2 separate regions of the Homo sapiens genome follow, and region 1 is linked to region 2. A link is an interaction called in ENCODE POLR2A ChIA-PET data of the cell type or tissue named here. Cell type or tissue: Panc1. All regions are shown on one strand. Each heading gives the region's core, and the rest is flanking DNA. Links, peaks and the distances in the headings are about the cores only.

Region 1 (7,393 bases), core at 1,530-6,529, 270 kb after region 2:
AAGAAAGAGAGATGGAAGTAGTAAGGAAAAAACAGTGTACCCTATTCCTTTAAAAGCCAGGGTAAATTTAAAACCTTTAATTGATCATTGAAGGTCTTCTTCATGACACTATAACACTCCAATACCACCTTGTTGTCAGTGTAAACAAGGGTGTAGCCCAAAAGCACTGAGGCCACTGACAACCCATAGCCTTCCTATCAAAAATCCTTAACCCAGCAGCTTTCCTAACAGGGGATCTAAATCTTAACTAATAACCATACAAAGGTCTGACCAGACCTAGGAGGAACTCCCTTCAGGACAGGACAATAGATGGTTCCTCCCAAGTGATTGAGGAAAAAAGACACAATGGGTATTCAGTAAATGATAAAGAAACTTATAAAAGCAGAGTTAGGAAAATTGCCTAATAATTGGTCTGCTCAAATGTGTGAGTTGTTTGCACTCAGCCAAACCTTAAAGTACTTACAGAATCAGGAAGGAGCCATCTATACCAATTCTAAGTTAATATGGACTGAAAGAGGTTTTATTAATAGCAAAGAAAAATTAAAATCCCAAACTTACAAGGTTTTCAACTAAAGTAAAGTTTGCTAAAAGTTAACAGTGTAACATGTATTATCCTACTAACAAACACTCTTAAAGGATTTCTCAGACAGTTTGCAAGAAATAACGAAGTCTATCCTTACTCCACAATCCCAAATAGACTCTTTGGCAGCAGTGACTCTCCAAAACCGCCAAGGCCTAGACCTCCTCACTGCTGAGAAAGGAGGACTCTGCACCTTCTTAGGGGAAGAGTGTTGTTTTTACACTAACCAGTCAGGGATAGTATGAGATGCCAACCGGCATTTACAGGAAAAGGCTTCTGAAATCAGACAATGCCTTTCAAACTCTTATACCAACCTCTGGAGTTGGGCAACATGGCTTCTCCCCTTTCTAGGTCCTGTGACAGCCATCCTGCTATTACTTGCCTTTGGGCACTGTATTTTTAACCTCCTTGTCAAATTTATTTCCTCTAGGATTGAGGCCATCAAGCTACAGATGGTCTTACAAATGGAACCCCAAATGAGCTCAACTAATAACTTCTACCAAGCACCCCTGGACCAACCCACTGGCCCTTTCACTGGCCTAAAGAGTTCCCCTCTGGAGGGTACTACAGCTGCAGGGCCCCTTCTTTGCCCCTATCCAGCAGGAAGTAGCTAGAACGGTCATTGCCCAATTCCCAACAGCAGTTGGGGTGTCCTGCTTAGAGGGGGGATTGAGAGGTGAAGCCAGCAGGGCTTCTGGGTCAGGGGACTTGGAGAACTTTTCTGTCTAGCTAAAGGTTTGTAAACACACCAATCAGCACTCTGTAAAAACGCACCAATCAGCATTCTGTGTCTAGCTAAAGCACTGTAAATGCATCAATAATCACTCTGTAAAATAGATCAATCAGCAGGATGTGGGCGGGGCCAAATAAGGGAATAAAAGCTGGCCACCCGAGCCAGCAGCAGCAACCCACTTGGGTCCCCTTCCATGCTATGGAAGCTTTGTTCTTTTGCTCTTCACAATAAATCTTGCTGCTGCTCACTCTTTGGGTCCACACTACCTTTATGAGCTGTAACACTCACCGCAGAGGTCTGCGGCTTCACTCCTGAAGTCAACGAGACCAAGAACCCACCAGAAGGAACCAATTCCGAACACACTTCTCTCTGCTGCCGCCACCTTCAGCATATAACTTCTATTTTGTGATTCAAGACAGCCTCCCAAGCAACACCACCAGGACTGCATTTGAGCCAGCAGGAAGAGGGAAGGGGAGAGGAAAGGCCACTCTTTCTTCCTTGAGGATGCAACTTCCGCTTGCACCCCAGGAGGCCCAGCTCAGTCCCGTGGCCATGCAGCTTTAAAGAAAGCTAAAAATGTTTGTCTAGCCAAGCGGGTAACTGAAAATAGGCAGTTCTATTACCAGGAGAGAAGGGAGGATAGATACAGAAGGACAAGTAGCAATCTCTACAAGTGTAAATTAGAACCTTCTGGACGCCAATTTGACAATATGTGGAACCCACATGTCAGCTACCTCTATCCCTTGCTACTCAAAATGTGGTCATCAGACCAGCATCACCTGGAAGTTTGTTAAAAATGCAAAATATCGGGCCTGCCTACTACTAAATCATAATTTGCATTTAAACAGTATCCTTCAGTGATTTGTTTGCACGTTAAAGTTGGAGAAGCACTGATCTAGACAGTGGTTTTCAATTGTGGCTGTACATTGGAATAACCCGGGAACTTTCAAAACTCTCCTGATGCCTGGGCCACACCCAAAGAGCATTGAATTTAATTGGCCTGGTGAAATCCTAGGCTTCTGTGGTTCCAAAGTGCTCCCCTGGGTGATTCTCTTGTGCAGCTAAGGTGGCAAACCACTGCTCTGGGCTATTTGGGGGAAAGGAATTGTCTCACAATTACTCCTGAGTCAGACCCAAACTGCACTTTCTTATCTTCCTTGCTAGAAATCCACTTTAGCTTTCTTCTGCTTTATTTCTTTCTGGAGTGAAGTGGCACAATCACAGCACACTGCTGCCTCGAACCCCATCCCCCATCCCCTGGCTCAAGGAATCCTCCTGCCTCAGCCTCCCGAGTAACGGGGACTACAGTCATACACTACCACCTCCAGCTAACTTTTCTTTATAGCTTTGTAGAGACCGGTTCTCTTTATGTTGCCCAGGCTGGTGTCTGACTCCTGGGTTCAATTGATCTTCCAGCCTCGGCCTCCCAAAATGCTGGGAATACAGGGTGAGCCACCACATTTGTCCTCTTCTGCTTTCTTGACCATACCTCATCCCATTTTCTTCTTGTTTGCTGTGCCAGTGCATATTTAATGATGGTTTGGGAATAATGCAGAAAGTTATCCTGTAGCACAGAGTAGCACATGACCTAAAACTGGAAGTCAGTCACACGTCCCTGCCTTTTAGTGCCCCACCCCGGGATTTTCCACGGGGCCCCTCCTCTGCAGCTGGCCCCACGACACTGCTCATTGCTCCTCCTCTCCCTCCACTCCTCCCTTGAAGCCCTAAGGGAGGTACTCCTTGAAACTTACACATTCTTTATCATTGTGCAGAGTAAATTGTGTCTTTTCTCATTATGTTGTTCCTCTGAGGGCTCTCTTTTCACATTAAATGATTCATTAGTAGGGGCAAGGAGGGGTTGCCAAAAACTCTGCTCTGGAGGGAAAGTATGCCACTCCCTTGGGAGACAGAGCAATTATGGCAAACGGTGTTTTAAATAATAATAATAAAATAATTCCTCTTTATCATTATGCATTTCCAAACTCTTTTAGAATTCATGCCTGACTCAGGACCCAGAAACCATTTTTTGTTTGTTGTTTGTTTGTTTGTTTCAAGATGGGTTCCCACTCTTTCGCCCAGGCTGGAGTGCAGTGGTGAGATCTTGGCTCGCTCCAACTTCCGCTTCCCAGGCTCAAGTGATTCTCCAGCCTCAGCCTCCTGAGTAGCTGGGACTACAGGTGCAAACCACCAACGCCCACCTAATTTTTGTATTTTTTGTAGAGATGGGGTTTCACCATGTTGCCCAGGCTTGTCTCAAATTCCTAAGCTAAAAGTGATCCACCCGCCTCAGCCTCCCAAAGTGCTGGGATTATAAGCATGAGTCACTGCACCCAGCCCAGAAACCATGTAAATGTTGATAAATTGACTTCTTAAAAGTAAAAGTTTTTGTACGTTGAAAACATACTGTAAGCAGAGTCAAAAGACAAGTGGCAAAATGGGGGGACACACACCCCATTTCACAGACGAAGAGCTAATCTCCCCAGGACATGAAGAGTTCTTAAAAAGCAAGAAGGAAAAAGCTAACAATTCAGTTTTTAAATTGGCAGAAGATATGAATGGCTAAAGTTAAGAGAAAATAGAATCAAAGGCACCTTACACATAAAAAATATAAAAATCTGTTTAACTTCACTTATAATTAGATAAATGTAATTTGAAATTACACTGAGAGGTTTCTGTTTTCTGATCCAGCATGTAGTGAGTTTGAAAGTTGTCACTCCATCCTAACAAGAAAAAGCCTGGACAGGCTGAAAAATCAACAACCCTTCTTAGATCTGCCAGAGATTTGAAGTCACGGGGCAAACCATTTCCCAAGCACTGGAGAGAGAGGAAGGTACAGAGAATTCCAACTCACTGAAGTGGAATCCCAGAAGCAGAAACATCCAGTGTAAGTGGGGGGTGGGGGTGTTTCGTTTTGTTTTGTTTTTGTAGAGACGGGGCCGCACTCTGTTGCCCAGGCTGGTCTTGAACTCCTAGCCTCAAGCGATCCTCCCTCCTCAGCTGGGATGTCAGGCGTGCTGGGATGACAGGTGTGAGCCACCATGCCTGGCCCAATGGAAGTAGTACTAGATATGTCATGACTGGCTTTCAACAGAAAAGTGCAAGGCACACTAACAGGCAAAAACAGTTTGAAAAGACAGAGCAAGCATCAGAGCACATTCAGATATGACAGGGGTGTTGGAGCTATTACACTAGGAATTTAAAATAATTATGAAGAGTATGCTAAGGGCTCTAATGGACAACATGTAAGAACAGATGGGTAAGTGGATATCCATATGCAGAAGACCTCAATCTATGAAACTACTAAAAGAAAACAATGAGGAAACTCTCCAGGACATTGATCTGGGCAAAGATTTCTTGAGTATACCCCACAAGCACAGGCGACCAAAGCAAAAACAGACAAATGGGATCACATCAAGTTAAAAAGTTTCTGCATAGCAAAGGAAACAACAGACTAGGCATGGTGCCTCGCAACTGTAATCCCAGCACTTTAGGAGGCTGAAATGGGCAGATCACCTGAGGTCAGGAGTTCAAGACCAGCCTGGCCAATATGGTGAAACCCTGTCTCTATTAAAAATACAAAAATTAGCCAGGTGTGGTGGTGTGCACCTGTAATTCCAGCTATTCAGGTGGCTGAGGCCCGAGAATCGCTTGAATCCGGGAGGCGGAGGTGGCAGTAAGCCAAGATTATGCCACTACCCTCCAGCCTGGGTAATGGAGTAAGATTCTGTCTCAAAAAAAAAAAAAAAAAAAAAAGAAGAAGAAGAAGAAGAAACAATCAACAAAGAAAAGAGACAACCCACAGTATGGGAGAAAATATTTGCAAATTATCCATCTGACAAGAGATTAATAACCAGAATATATAAGGAGCTCAAACAATTCTACAGGAAAATATTCTAATACTCCAACTTAAATATGGGCAAAGGATCTGAACAGACATTTCTCCAAAGAAGACATACAGATGGCAAACAGGCATCTGAAAAGGTGCTTAACATCACAGATCATCAAAGAAATGCAAATCAAAACTACAAAGAGGTATCATCTCACCTCAGTTAAAATGGCTTATATCCAAAAGCAATAACAAATGTTGGCGAGGATGTGGAAAAAAGGGAATCCTTGTACACTGTTTGGGGGAATGTAAATTAGTACAACCACTATGGAGAACAGTTTGGAGGTTCCTCATAAAGCTAAAAATAGGGCTATCATATAATCCAGCAATTCACTGCTAAGTATATACCCCAAAAAAGGAAATCAATATATCAAAGCAATATCTGCACTCCCATGTTTTGCAGCACTATTCATAACAGCCAAGATTTGGAAGCAACATAAGTGTCTATCAACAGATGAATGGATAAAGAAAATGTGGTTACATATACACAATGGAGCACTATTCAGCCATAAAAAGGAACAAGATGCTGCCACTTGCCACAACATGGATGGAACTGGAGGTCTTTATGTTAAGTGAAATAAGCCAGGCACAGAAAGACAAATGTCACATGTTCTCATTCATTTGTAGAAGCTAAAAATTAAAACAATTGAACTCATGAAGACAGAGAGTAGAATGATGGTTACCAGAGCCTAGGCACAGTGGAGGGGAAGAAAGTGGGGATGACTAATGCGTACAAAAAAAAAGTTAGATAGAAGAAATAAGATCTAGTATTTGGGGCTAGGCGTGGTGGCTCACACCTATAATTCCAGCAGTTTGAGAGGCCAAGGTGGGTGGATACCTTGAGGTTGGAAGTTCGAGACCAGCCTGGACAACATGGCAAAACCCCATCTCTACTAAAAATACAAAAATTACCTGAGCATGTTGATGCATGCCTGTAATCCCAGCTACTCAGGAGGCTGAGGCAGGAGAATCACTTGAACCCGTGAGGCAGAAGTTGCAGTGAGCCAAGATCACACCACTGCACTCCAGCCTGGGCGACAGAGCAAGACTCTATTTCAAAAAAAAAAAAAATCTAGTATTTGGTAGCACAACAGAGTGTCTACAGTCAATAATAATTTATTATATATTTTTAAATAACTAGAAGAGTATAATTGGAATGTTTATAATGCAAAGAAATAATAAATGCTTGAGACGATGGATACCCATTTACCTTGATGTGATTATTATGCCTTGTATGCCTGTATCGAAATTTCTCATATGCCCCATAAATATATATACCTACCATGTACCCACTAAAAACTAAAAATTTAAAAAAAAACAGATGGGCAATGTAATTAAGGAGATAGAAATTCTAAGAAAGAATCAGAAAGACAAGCTAGAATTAAAAAACATGTAATAGAAAGCATATATATAAAAATATATATACCTACTATATACCCATTAAAAATTAAAAATTAAATAAAAAAACATGGGCAATGTAATCAAGGAGATACAAATTCTAAGAAAGAATCAAAAAGACATGCTAGAAATAAAAAACATGTAACAGGAAGAATGCCTTTGATGGACTCATTAGTAGACTAGACACAGCTGAGGAAAGAACGTCTGAGCTTGAGGATATGTCAACAGAAGCTTCCCAAACTGAAAAGAGAAAGTGGGGGGTGGAAACTGGAACAGAATATCCAAGAACTGTACATAAGTTACAGTGGGAATACAAAGAGAAGAAAAAGAGTAAGGAACAGAAGAAATATTTGATGCAAAAATGACAAATATTCCCAAATTAATGTCAGACACCAAACCACAGATCCAAGAAGTTCAGAGAACACCAAGGAGGGATAAACGTGTCAAAAAATCTACACTTAGGCATATCATACTCAAACTGAAGAAAACGAAACATAAAGAAAATATTTGGGCTTTGGGTGATAATGATGTGTCAATGTAGGTTCATTGATTGTAGCAAATAATGTACCACTCCTCTGGGGAAGAAAGTTGATAGTGGAGGAGTCCACTGGGGGAAAAAAAAAAGGCTGCAATGGTGCACTGCATTAGAGGCAGAAAAAAAAAAGCCCAGCCATGTGAATTCAGGCTATGTGCAGCTGTCATCCAATTCTTGTTAACCTTCAGGCTAGAATTTTATTTGAAGGACTAAATTTTATCCATGGCTGCCTATACAATCTGCAATGTCTATGCTTCTAAA
Region 2 (7,805 bases), core at 1,102-6,101:
GGAATTTTGAATACAATGGCACCTAAGTTAGCAGTATCATAACTGGTTATGATTTTCATTCCCGGTTATGATCCAATAATTCAAAATCCTCCCAGATAATGTAAGATCTATATGTGTCCTATCTGACTACCGTTGTCAAAATTCTGGTGGAGAAAATCAGGCCCGCAGGATTAGCTATCCAAATGTAGTTTATTTCTGTCTCGGAGTGGTCCACCATCGGGACTGGCTTCACAGGCAAGTGACCTATGCAGTCACCCAGGGCCAGCCTCAGAAGGGCCCCACACTTTGTCTAGTGCTGTGCCATAGCCATCCTGAAATTTCTAATTTTTTTTTTTCTTTGAGCTTGCGTTTTGTAAATGAAGTCCAATGGGGCAATAGAGCATGGGCAATGAGCAGAACAGACTTTTTATCATGTGCATGGTCCTGGTCCTCACCACCCCATGTGCCTTTGAGATGCACCATGAGTATAGAATCCTGGTTGGCCCATATGCATTGGAGTTCAGCAGGACTCAAAGGGAGTTCAAGGTCAGTGTGTTATGTGTACAATTGAGTGAGTGGGGGGCCTGAGGAGTCCTGAAGGCTGTGCTTTCTGTTCCAGCCAGAGCTTTCTTCACATGCAGAAAGGAGGCAGTGGTATCCTGAAAAACATGAATGACCAAGGAATCCTGCCATGGCCTCTCTTATTTTTGTTAGCTCCCTGTAGTCGCCAACCATGTACTGAAAATGATGGCATAGAAGGAAAGGGAAAGACAGGCCATTTCCTATCTTTCCTTTCTGTCCTTCCTTCCTCATCAGTAAGCCAAAGGCAGAGTGTATTGGTAGCAGGTGTGCACATGAAGAAGTGAAACAAAAAGAATGAGGGTTTTGTTTTTGTGCAGCGTTTTCACTCTTTTGGAGAGAATAAACATATATGAATGTATGAAATAGGAAATAGGAATTGTGTGGCTTTGGTGATTCCATATAAGAGTTAAGTGCCCTTATATTTGCATTTAAACCTCATAATTGCATTTTAAATTATATTGCACAATACTAATATGAATGAGAAAATTCAAGCTAATAATTTAAGGGTTTAATTTTTCTTTCCTTAGAATAATATTAAACAAAGAGATAACAAACATCACGGCAAGGCCAGAGAGAAACTGCAGAAGAAAGAGAAATGAGATCTGTATTTTAGTTAGTACCCTGGATGGGACTTTTTCCTGTTATTTGAACAAGGGCTCCCACATTTTCATCTGGCACTGAGCCCTGCAAATTATGAAGCCAGCCCTTCCCACAAGTGCATGAAGCATCAGTTCATGTCGCTTTGGGACATTTTGGTTGCAGTATGACGGGGGCAGAAGTGGACATTGAGAAGGATTTGTATGAACATCATGAAGTGAGCCACAGGGCAATAAAAAACAGTCTGGAAGGAAGGTGGTGGCTGTAGCTAGTGTTCTTTAGCAGCTCACTTTGTGCAACCTGTAAGGAACAAGAGAGACAGCATCCCTAAACAAGGGATGCTTTGTGTAAAGACGCAGGAAACTGCTCAGATAAGAGCAATTTCGAGCTGAGAAGTGATGTCATAGAAAGGCTCTTTTCTCTTATAATCACTGATAACCTTCTGTCTATTACTTGAGTTCAATACTGGGATATATTTGTGCAGAAAAGCTGAGAGCTTGCTCTCAGAAAATCCAGGGAACAGTGTAACAGATCAATTGATTTGTCAAGCACAGGCAGACAGAAACAATTTCCTTGGCTAGACTTAGTTAATGCAGATGGCTGCTTCCTTTACCTTATAATACACCTCACACTGGCCATGGATCGTGTTCCCAGAGGATGTCACTATTTCCCTGGAAAGCTCTAGGCTCTTTCTCTAGGCATTTTGAAAGAAGAAATAAAACAGCACAGCAAGAGCCTGAGGAAGCCATTAGCAGGAGGTGGGTGTACCTGAGAGAACAGTTAGATTAGTAACATGGCTGCTGGTAGTCATGTTAAAACCAGTCCTGCCTCCATTTTCTGTGTCCAGTCACCAATAGTGCACATGAAGCTCCTGGGGGAAAGGAAGACAAAGAACTTGCCAACCAAATGCTAATTCTTGATACCTGAAGTGTCAGCTCCAAGTTTCTGTCTGATTGACAGTGATGGCAAGCTATCCAGAAGCACAAGATGATGTTCTTAAGCATTGTAGCTTAAGAACTTAACCAGGCTACAGCCTGATCACCCTACTCCACGCCTCTTCTTCCCTGCACCCACTCTATGGCTTATCTTAATACTTTGAAGGCAGGGAAGAGAAGAGGAAAGGCAGTTGCCCCACACCACTCCCCTGGCCAGTATACAAATATTCATTACACTCTTCACATTAAAATGCTCCAACCATGGCTAGTCGTATACAAGAGAGATGGCCCGAGTGCTAGACGAAAGGCATTCCATTGGTAACTTCTCTGTTTTCGGAACACTCTGACAACCCTAAAGTAGCTTTTAATTCCCTGCTGACACCATAGCATTCTTCCCTTCATGCCTTTATTGATGCCGTTCCCTCTGTTGGGATGCCTTCCCTACTTCTTCACTGGCTAGTATTCATTGATCCCATTTCCTCTTCCTCTGGGCTACACCAGAAAGACTACATTTCCCAGCCTTCTTTGCTATTGGTGTAGTCATGTGACTGAGTTCTAGCCCATAGCATGTGAGCAGAAGTGATGCGGGCCACTCCCAGGCCTGACCTATAAGAACCTCCTACACAAGATCTTCCAAGCTCTTCACCTTCTACAGACTACAGCAGAGGACCACAGCAACTTGGAGAGCCACGGAATAAGGGTGGTGGGGCCATAGGAAGGCAGCGGTCCAGGTTCTTTAATCACCACTTGGGAGAGCAACACCTGCTGATGACCAGGACCATCTATTTGGGACTCTACCCCAGTGAAAAATAAACTTTTATTATGTGTAGGAGTTATCTGTTTCAGCAGCCAGTGTTCCTATAACTAGCAGAACTGACTTTTGATAATATTGCCCCTCTTTCTAGGGATCATGACACAATTGTAACCCAGGTGTTTACTGCTGAGAGTCCTCTAGCCAGCTGGAGGCTCCCTGTTCCTTGATATTTAATTTTAAAGGCTGAAATTCCCTTATACTCAGGGGACGTTTCAGAGCTCTCCCTCTCCCACCTCCGTCCCCACTAATATCCCCTGGGGTTTCTGAAAGACATTTCTCCTAGTCTTATCTTGCTCTGATATCACACGAGTTAGAAAGGATATGATAGGGTTCTTGGTTGTTTCTTAGAGTAACATTGCCTTTTTTCTGTGTTGCAAGCAAGTACTGGTTTGAAGGGAAAGTGTGGTTTCTTGGGGCTGTCAGTGGCTTGCTTCTTCACTGGCAGACCCAATGCATTCTCTTTGTACTTGTTACCAGGGCAGCTCTGATGAAATAACTGGGAAAGTTTTTTTTTTTTTCTTACTGTTTTTCCTTAGTCCCTTAATTTACAAGCGCAGCTGCTTAAAGAAACCGAATGGCCTGAGATGGCGCCAGAGCTTCTTGACCCCTGACTAGATACCAGAGGGAGCTAACACTCCCAAACTGGCACAAACAGGAATAGACGACCCCTAGTTGCCTTTGGGTCATCAACATATCATAATAATGTTAAAATTCCCTCCCCTAAAAGAAAATCTCTACCATTTTGTGTACATGTGATATATGAAGAAATTTTTATAAATTTGAGCTTGGGTGTCTGGAGTCCCACCCTCCACATGCTAACAATGCCTCTCCCTCCCTGTACCCAGTCCTTCACAACCCCACGCCTTCTATTGTTTAGGGAGAAGGTGCATTTAGAGCAAGAGATCACGTTCTTCATTCTCTGGCCAGTGAATGAAACCTGACGGCCTTTTCCAATTGGATATTCTTTCTTTGAGACCGACATCAACTTGGGAAAGAATTTAGTTTGTTGGTGACATACTCAGTTTGTTGGTGACGTTCTCACTTTGAGTCTTGCTGAACCTCCACACTCCATGGAACCACTGGGTCCGGAATTGGTGGGTTCTTGGTCTTGCTGACTTCAAGAATGAAGCCGCGGACCCTGGTGGTGAGTGTTACAGTTCTTAAAGATGGTGTGTCCGGAGTTTGTTCCTTCTGATGTTCGAACATGTCCAGAGTTTTTTCCTTTTGGTGGGTTCGTGGTCTTGCGGACTTCAGGAGTGAAGCTGCAGACCTTCGCAGTGAGTGTTACAGTTCATAAAGGCGGCGCGTCTGGAGTTGTTCGTTCCTCTGGGTGGGTTCCTGGTCTCACTGACTTCAGGAGTGAAGCTGCAGACCTTCGCCGTGAGTGTTACAGCTCTTAAAGGCAGTGCGTCTGGAGTTGTCTGGTCCTCCCCGGTGGGTTCATGGTCTCTATGGCTTCAGGAGTGAAGCTGCAGACCTTTGTGGTGAGTGTTACAGCTCATAAAGGTGTTGTGGACCCAAAGAGTGAGCAGCAGCATGATTTATTGCAAAGAGCAAAAGAACAAAGCTTCCACGGCGTGGAAGGGGACCCAAGCGGGTTGCCGCTGCTGGCTTGGGTGGCCTGCTTTTATTCCCTTATCTGGACCCACCCACATCCTGCTGATTGGTCCATTTTACAGAGAGCTGATTGGTCTGTTTTACAGACCGATTGGTCTGTAACAAACCTTTAGCTAGACACAGAGTGCTGATTGGTGCGTTTACAATCGTTTAGCTAGACAGAAAAGTTCTCCAAGTCCCCACCCCACCCAGAAGCCCAGCCGGCTTCACCTCTCACCGCCAGCATCCATCCTCTGCTGCTGGGGCATTGCAAATGTTCTATGGGAATGGGCAGCAAAGAGCAGCTGACATGCATATTACGCCTCCTCCATGCTCCTGCGCATGTGCTGCTGCCCCATGGACTTCACTTACAGAGCAGAGTTCAGCAATAATTTTAAGAGGGCATGAGCACAGCATTAAATCTTAAATGGGGCTCTTTCAGCTTGGGGCCCTATGCAACCTCAACGGCTATGGGCCTGTGAAGCTGGCTTTGAAGAAGGACATTTCTCCCACTCCTCTCTCCAGCAGGCAGAGCCTCTGAGTGGGGACTGAGATGAAAGGACAGATCAGGAAGGAATTGATGAGGACTGTGCGAGATGTAAAAGCTTCTTCTGACTCTTCCACTGAAATCACCAGTCATGCTTGTGAGGTGGATTTTCCTCTGGGAATGTAATTAAGTGCTGAGTCATGCTTCAGGCCTGGTGGGGACAAAAATATAGCTAGAAGCTGGGGCACTGGCGTACAGGATACACACTGCCTCTTGCCCTCTTTGGATTCTCTGTCTTCCCTAGCTCTTCTCACCTCGTCTTGGATTGAGCCTGTTCCCACCTCCGTTTGTCCTTCCTTCTTGCATTGCCTTTGGAAATGCAAAACATATCTTACTCTATTTGCAAAACAATTTGCTTTCTCCTTGAATTCCTCTTGTTGATCCTGCCTGGATAGGCCAAATTGTCCCATCAAGGTGATCTGCTTAACAAAACAAAAACAAAACAAATACACAAACAAAAAGCTGGGTTTATTTCCTTACGGAATTTGACTACCAGCATTTATGTGTTTTTTTCTCCTGGATTCTCTGGTAGCAAACCTCCATGACATGGCTTAGGACCCTCAGAAAGCCTTTCCAGGCTCCCAGGTGGGTTTGGGAGCTCTTCCTTGGGTCTCCTTTAAAATCACATGTGTATCTCACATACAAATGCATAGACATATACACATTGTCAAAGACAGACCCAGCTAGATGTTAGTTAAAGCAGTGAAAACAGATTTTATTCAGTAATTACTGATGGGAGGAGAAAGAACTGAACTCCATTGTGATTTGCATAGAGGTGACTGGGATTGCAAAGGGAGTGAGGGAGTAGGGAGGGGGTAAGCAGGGGCTCAGCAGATTCAGAGAGGCAAAGAACTGCGAAGGGTTGGCCAGCATTAATGCCTTTGGGCCAGCTGTGTTTGTGAGTTGACAAGTTAGGATTCTACCCACCTACTGAGATGGGGGACAGGGGCCCTAGCCTTCCTGATGATGACTTTTCACAGTAATGGCTTTCGGGTCCTTGAGAAGGATACTTCAGAGTTACAGGAGATGCATATTCACAAATGTAAGCCCTTTTTGTTTTTATTTTTAAATAAATGTTATTGTGTATATTTAAGGTACACAACATGATGTTATGAGATACTATATAGTAACATGGTTACTACAGTGAAACAAAATAACGTTTGATCATCTCACGCAGTTGCTCATCAGTCCCCACCCCAGAGCAGTTATAATCTACTCATTCAGCAAAAATTCTGAATACAATACACAGTTATTAACTATATTTTTCATATTGCACATGTAGAATGAGCAAGTCTAAGCCCTTCCTTGTAAATGCTCTAAGGAAAGAGTCAGGAACCTAACATAAGGTGTTGGCTTGAACAAATAGTAAATTCTCCTGGCAGGTTTTAGCTTCCTCAGGCAGGCATTTAAGTAGGGGCTGGGGCATCCTATGGACAGGGACGCTAGAAGCCAGGCTAGAGTTGGGTCATCTCTTAGTACAGAGGTTTGTACTGAGTCATTAGGTGCCCAGAGTTCTGCAGTTCTCAACATATACATAATCTTTTTCAATCAACTTCCAGAGATTCTCATACCACAGCATAAGCCAGCCCTGCCTAGAGAAAGCTCACTTTTACAGACCATGTTCTAAGCTCCAAAGGGCAGTAGTAAAAAAAAAAGAAGAAAAAAACGGATCCAGTGCAAAATATTGTGCCCCCCTAAAGACCTGATCTGGACTTCCTAATCCCACAGTCGAGAACCATGGAATTCATAAACTTTCTCCTTCCTCACCAGGCTGCCAGGAAGCTCAGGTTTAAGTGACTTGGTTAATCATTAACAACTAGGCTAGCTATGGGGGTTAGCAAATAGGTGTTCCATTTTTTTTCTACTGTTTTGGTTTTCTATTTTTATTTCTGTAACCTTGTTGTTTATATTAACATGGGGATGAGGATGGAGAAGTGGGAAAAGAAACAAACTAAAAAACAGATACTTCGCTCATGCTGAAGTTCTGCCTCCAACGTTTTCATGAATTGTATGTGATGTGGTGTGGAGTGTTATAAGCTTCATTCATTCATTAAGAATTCCTGGGATGAGTATTTAACGAGCATGCCCTTCACACAGAGCACAGTTGTCAGGGCACAGTCCACTGGGGGAAGGGAGGGCCTTAGTTTTCTACTACAGCATAACAAATTACCAGAAATGTAGCAGTTTACAACATACATTTATTGTCTCACAGTTTCCACAAGTCTGGAATCCAAGCACCTCTTAGCAGGATTTCCTGCCTCAGGTCTCACAAGGCTGGGATGGAGGTGTCAGCTGGGCTACGTTTCTTCCTGGAGGCTCTGGGGGAGATCCCCTTCTAAGTTCACTCAGGTTATCCACAGAGTTCATAGCCAAGGAGATGCGGGACTGAGTTCTGGGCTTTGTGCTGTCAGCCACAGGCTGCCCTTAGCAACTAGGGGCCACTCACAGTCTTTCCCACATGGACCCCCCAGTGTGGCTGCTTACTTCATTGAGCCAGCCAGAAGCACCTCTAGGATGGGTTTAACAGTGTGAAGGAGTCTTAAACTTAAAAGTGACGTCTGCCACCTTTGCCATATTCTGTGGGATAGAAGGAAGTGCCAAGTCCTGTCCACCCTTGAGGTGAAGGGATTACACCAAGGAGTATACAACAGGAGTCAAATATCATGGAGAATACTGGGCAACATGGCAAAACCCAATCGCTACAAAAAAAAAAAAAAATACAAAAATTAGCTGGGTGTGGTGGCATGCACCTGTA

Evidence for each region. Peaks named below come from ENCODE experiments on the same cell type or tissue, not always from the same donor. Only the 100,000 strongest peaks of a DNase experiment are listed, where the experiment ranks them.
Region 1: POLR2A ChIA-PET joins it to region 2 with 5 read pairs; 1 of 35 experiments calls an interaction of 5 or more read pairs at or near these places.

The regions. Positions count from the first base shown.
Region 1 is chr7:36,493,552-36,500,944 of GRCh38, reverse strand. No RefSeq gene overlaps it. Among named protein-coding and RNA genes, the nearest start is that of AOAH-IT1, 100 kb to the left of the region's middle. In Panc1, for the core only: no CTCF peak of the experiment used is centred there; no DNase peak of the experiment used is centred there; H3K27ac peaks cover 942 bases.
Region 2 is chr7:36,760,649-36,768,453 of GRCh38, reverse strand. No RefSeq gene overlaps it. Among named protein-coding and RNA genes, the nearest start is that of AOAH, 40 kb to the right of the region's middle. RefSeq lists an enhancer at 4,742-5,941. In Panc1, for the core only: CTCF peaks have their summits at 3,264 and 3,463; no DNase peak of the experiment used is centred there; H3K27ac peaks cover 299 bases.